Linked DNA regions of Homo sapiens: region 2 is linked to region 1. The links are chromatin loops, found by intact Hi-C in ENCODE. Cell type or tissue: PC-9. All regions are shown on one strand. Each heading gives the region's core, and the rest is flanking DNA. Links, peaks and the distances in the headings are about the cores only. Region 1 has its middle 52 kb from the start of ARK2C. Region 2 overlaps LOXHD1 (lipoxygenase homology PLAT domains 1).

Region 1 (2,805 bases), core at 55-2,554:
TTAGTCGAATTTACGCTCCAATAGAAGGCGGTTATTGTGAAAAATAGTGAAAATGTACTATCTGTAAGGCCACAAATTGAGTAGTTAGGGTTTGGGAACCTCAAAGAGGTCTCAACTGGGAAGGCCCCACTCTTCAAAGACCATAGTCTCATCTGTAAGGAATTAGCTTTGCCAGGGACACTGTAGGGAGTTGAAAGGCACAGCAAAGGTAGAGGCAAATGAAAGGCCCAGGTGGGAAGAGGGTCCCGGCCAACCCTGCCCCCTCTGCTTGTCTCCAGAGGACTGGCCTAGAGGTCCAGAGGCCTGGCTTCTGGAACTTGCTACTCTACTTATCAGCCTATTATCTTAGGCCTTGGTATTCTCATCTGTAAAGTGAGTATAGTGAGGTGGGAACAAAGATTTGGTGATATAGGATATATGCTTACCTGCCTCAGTAGCTACTTGATATGTTTTTGAGATAGGGTCTCATTGTTGCCACCCAGGCTGGAGTGCAGTGGTGCCATCATGGCTCACTGCAACCTCTGCCTCCTGGGCTCAAGTGATCCCCACCACCTCAGCCTCCTGAATAGCTGGGACTACAGGTGCAAACTACCACACTCGGCTATTTAAAACAATTTTTTGGCAGGAGATAAGATCTCACTATATTGCACAGGCTGGTCTCAAACTCCTGGCCACAAGTGATCCTCCTGCTTTGGCCTCCCAAAGTGCCGGGAATACAGGTGTGAGCCACTGTGCGCGGTCAGCTACTTAATATATTTTACACACTATATCCCGTCTTTGATTTTGCAACAAGAGAAAGGCCCAGGCCTTAATATTTCTTGCTTGGATGTTCAGTATCATAAGCTAAATGGTTCTACATGATGAGCTAAATGATTCAACAGCTTCCTTCTTCCATGCTGGCCAGTCAGCCAGCCACAGTGGTCTGGGTGGAGACACAAATCCCTGGGGCCCCTCAGGAGCCTCTGCTCTACCTGAGAAGATGAAATGATTACAGACAAAGCCATCGACCACAGCGGAGACAGTGTGGGACTGATGGCCAGGGAAGAATTTGTTTTGGAAATAAAAATGAATTAACATTTTATTTTATTTATTTGATTATTATTATTATTATTTTGTATTTTGAAACTGGAACTCCCTCTCCACAGCCACGCAGAGCAGAGCCCTCCTGCCCAGGGGCACTTTACCAGGCTCATGATGCAGTCCCGGCAGTGCCCAGCAGAGGCCAACCTAGCTCTTCCCTAGTTCCGTCTCTGGCAGGAGAACGGAGGACTTGCTTGGAGATTTGGAGGCTGTTTCTCTAAGCTAATGTTTTGAAAACTTTGTTGACTATGATTCACAGTCAGACATAGATTTTATATCATGAGCCAGTATAGGCTTATGCACATGGATGTTTTGCTGAACAACACTTACTGTCACTACCTGAGTGTATTCTTGTCTATTTCTGTTCAGGTCTGCCAGATTGGGTCATTTAAAAGATGCTGCTTACACCCACTGGTTGATCTCACAACCCACCAATAGATGGAGACTTGTACTCGGAAACCCACTGGGAGTCTAGACTGGGCATGTGGGTCCGGTGGTGGGGGAGAGCTTTGGGGTCACCTGATAAAGGGCCTCCCAGCACAATGGTTACTCCACCCCTCTGTGTTCAGGTTTCCTTGAGGGTCTCTGAAATGGAATGGTAGTAGCACCTACTTGTAGAGTGCTTGTGAAGATTAAGGGGCCGTTGGTGTGAGGTGCTTAGGACAGTGCTTGCCCCCAGGAGGCGTTCAGTTTCTAACTTTTTCCAGTTAGAAACAAGGATTGCTGTGGAGTGCGCAGCCTGCCTGGGTGTCTCGTGGATTCATTGACCCAACCTCTGTTGACACTGGTTACCAAAGATAACAGAGAAAGCTGTGGCCTGGCCGGGGTAGTGGAGGAGCACACAGACAATTAGAATAGATGTGATAAGGGCTTAGGTGGCGATGACCACCGGGTGCTCTGGGATCATTTGGGCACCTGGAGGACTCCTTAGCTCAGCGGCTCTCCGAATGTGGTCTCTGGACCCACAGCAGTAGCAGTCTCACCTGGGAACTTGCTAGAAATGTATATTTTCGGACCTTAACCGAGATGTATAGAATCAAAGTCTGGGGCCGTGCCCAGCAATCTGTTTTCATCAGCCTTCCTGGTAATTCTGATGCCTGCTCCAATTTCAGAATGACTGCACTGCCTTTTGTTACCAGATTTGTTGCAAGTTACAGTCATCTACGGAGCTTTTGTCTAGGGTGCGCCCTGTACTGATTTAATCGCAATGTCTAGGAGTGGGAGTCAGGCAGCAGGATTTTTACAAAGATTCCCAGGTAATTCCAGTGTGCATTAAAGTAGGGGAACCACTACCCTAACCCAAACCTGGACAGTGGGGCACCAGAGAAAGCTTCGTGGAGGGGTGTCAGATAAGCAGAAACCTTAAATGCAGTTGGGACTTGATAGTGAACATACGTTGGAGGGGAATGTGGAGGGCTAGGAGGCCACTGGTGTCCATAGACATTTCTGAAGAGACTATAATCTAGTGTTAAGAAGCTGGACTACAAGAGTTCAATGTTCCAATGAGCTATGATCATGTCCCTGTACTCTGGGCTGGGTGACAGAGCAAGACGCTGTCTCTAAAAATAAAGAAGCTGGGCTATGGGAATAAGTCACCTGGGTGCGAATCCTGCTCCGCCCTTACCAGCTGTGTGACCACAGACAAGTCACTTAACCTCTCTGTTCCTCTTCCACACGGGGTTTCCGTGAGGATTAAGCACATATAGAAGGCACTGGTGGTATGGG
Region 2 (2,805 bases), core at 65-2,564, 240 kb after region 1:
CAAGCTTCTATAAATGTTAGTGTTGCTGTTATTGCCCTCCTTAGGTTAAGCTGTGTAAGTACAAGGACCCTTGTCTTCTTGGTTATATCATCTCTTCAGTGCCTGAGTCAGTGCCTGGCATATACTAGGTGTTCAGTCTTTTTTTAATGTTTTGAAAATTGACTATATTTTATTTTGTAATCATTTGAGACTTACAGAAAAGTTGCAAAAATAGAATAGAGCTTCTGTGCCCCCTTCACCTAGCTCTCCTTAATGTTAACATCTTATATTGCCATAGTACAGTTAATGAAACCAAGACATTAACAATGATACAATACCATCAACTAATCTACCAACCTTACAATAAACAATTTTGAGTACCAAATGAAAGAAAGAAGAAATGTTATGGGTAGAGGTGATCAAGGAATACTTCCTGGGGGAGGTAGATTTGAGCTGGCCCTTGAAAGAGAAAGGTACTGAGACAGAATAGACAAAGGCAGAGGAAGGAAGGCCTCATGGTCTGCAGCGGGCATGTGAGAATCAGCCTGGCTGAAGGCAGGGTGGGGCAGAGGGGGAGAGTTGAATGTGGGAGGGGTGAGGGGCAGGGGCCGCCTCCAGGTACCTGGCTTTCTTTTTGTCCAGCTGCATCTCCTCTGTGCTCCCGTTGATGCCGTAGAGGGTCATGAAGATGTTGGAGTCAGTGCCCCCGCCAACCACATCCCCTGTCCACACCGTCATTTCATAGAGAACCTGCCATGAGAGGAATGCAGGTGCTGAGTCTCAGCCTCACCCTCCAACCCCACCTGACCTGCCTCAGTCTCACCAGAGAAAGAGACACACTGTCCAAGTTCCACAGCTCTGGAAAGAGCCCTTCCTCAAATCAACTGTAAATGCCTGGACAGCAAAAGGCAGCCTTGTCACTCTCTTATATACCCCACTGTGCCCAGTCCCACCCTAGAAAGGAGTTCTGACAGCCCTTCTGCAATAGAAACATGATGGAAAGCCTGGCGTTAACTGACGCTGTCAGTTGAATTCCAACCTAAGTCCAGGCATGCCAGCAGCGCATGGTGGCAGGACAGTGGCCTTTGGAGCCCTCCAGAGCTCCATGTGAATCCCAGACCTGCCACCTGCTGGCTGTTAGACCCGGGCAGATGCCCGACCTCACCAGCCTCTGCTCCCCTGTGGTAAAATAGGGATAAGCTCCCTTGCAGAGTGAGAGCTGCTGACAATTCGCATGGCACCTGGTGCTGAGCCTGCCACCTGTGCAGCCCCAAGCAGCAGCCAAAGCTCTGGGTGTCAGTTCCCCTTCATGCCACAGCCTGCACATGCCCTGCAGCTGCGAATGAGGGGTGCCATCGGGAGTGATTCTTACAGAGGGAGCACTGCCTCAATCCACTGGAGAAGTGAGACAATCCCCTAGTTCCATGATGTTCACTTGAGATTGGGGTTTTGCCATTTAGCCTGAGGTGTGCTCCAAAGAGAATGTCTGCCCTCTGTCTCCACTGGAGGGTGAGGCGCAGCCTGCTCTTCCTGGTGTGCCTTCACCAAGCCCCCACCTCGGTTCTTCCTCTGTGAGGCAGCCTCGTGGCAAGAGAAAGCACTTACACTGATGTTCTAGAATGTTCTTTGGTCCCAGATTCTTACTCCCTTCCTTCTCACCAAGTGCCCCTGGACTCACAGTGAAGTCTGAAGGTTCAGGAGAGGCTCAGACACACGGTTGGGGAAGGGCCATCTTGACTGTCTCCTTTGAACGTACCTGGTCCAGTGTGTCCCTTCTCTGGAGGCTGCTACATTCCTCTATCACCTGTGCAGGGGCCTGGTCCCCATTACCCAGAAGCCTGGACCTCCAAACCGGAGCTATTAATCACAGCGGTCATGTTCCCATCATTGTCCTGGTGGGGGTTGCATGCTTTTCTGGCAGCATCTAGAATCTCTGCCAGGACACTGTGAGGTTTGAAGTATTCTGTGCAGGCCTGGCCCGCAGGAGAAATTCAGGACATGTTTGCTGAGGGAATGGATGAAGAGCCTCTTGCTTTACCAAGAAAATCCCCTTAGGCCACCCAACAAGGGCATTCATGATGGGCAGGAGGAGCCACTGGGAACAAAAGTGCGAGCCTGACACTTTTTTGCTCTTATCCAGGCAGGCATAAAAAATAGAATGATCAAAATGAGTGCTTCAGCTGCCCCATGGAGACTGGCCCCTGAGAGCTGGTCCGTCCGACTCTTGTGTTCTCTGCATCCATCTTTCTCTCCTTTACACAGATACATCTCTTTTTATGTAATAAGTGTGCTTCCAAAAAGAGACAGAAACAGTGCTCTTGTAATTCTAGTCTGATACCAGGTGTCCTGGGGAGATGGCCAGCCCAAAGAACCCTGCAGTTCTTTGTAAAGTGACAAACCTGTGTTCCTTTGTGCCATGGATAACGGGTGTAGGTCTGGATTTTCCTGGACTAAAGGGCTCCAAGGGAGCTGCAGCTGCACTGCGTGGGGTGTGCATGTGTGCTGGGCGGTGGCACAGAGGCACACACAGGCTGGGAAGTGGGTCAGGCGGAGGTCCCTGGATGAACTGTGTGCTCACCCACACCATCCGTCTGGCCACAGATGGAGATGTCTGGGGGGTAGGGGAAGGATGTGCGCTATAGAAAGTGCTGCTCTCTGAGTCTCTAGCAGGCGAGAGGCAGGAGAGTGGCAGGCCCCCACACTCCTGCCTGTCAAGGTTTTTAGAGCCCCACTTCTGTTTCCATATACAATGTAGGCAGAGCACACTCAGGTCCAGGTGATTTCTTCTCACCTTTGTGGGACAGCTTCTGACCTGGTCCAAGAAGC

What was found. Hi-C counts contacts between places; a loop is a spot of excess contacts. Peaks named below come from ENCODE experiments on the same cell type or tissue, not always from the same donor. Only the 100,000 strongest peaks of a DNase experiment are listed, where the experiment ranks them.
Region 2: it touches region 1 in a loop (22-fold over the local background); 35 of 110 quality-filtered maps call a loop at or near these places.

What each region holds. Positions count from the first base shown.
Region 1 is chr18:46,280,131-46,282,935 of GRCh38, forward strand. No RefSeq gene overlaps it. Among named protein-coding and RNA genes, the nearest start is that of ARK2C, 52 kb to the right of the region's middle. In PC-9, for the core only: CTCF peaks have their summits at 1,302 and 1,501; a DNase peak (open chromatin) is centred at 1,261.
Region 2 is chr18:46,517,528-46,520,332 of GRCh38, forward strand. It overlaps LOXHD1 (lipoxygenase homology PLAT domains 1), which reads right to left. Exons shown (of 41, transcript NM_001384474.1): 34 at 602-729. Among named protein-coding and RNA genes, the nearest start is that of LOXHD1, 140 kb to the right of the region's middle. In PC-9, for the core only: a CTCF peak has its summit at 1,149 (motif pointing left); no DNase peak of the experiment used is centred there; H3K27me3 peaks cover 2,373 bases.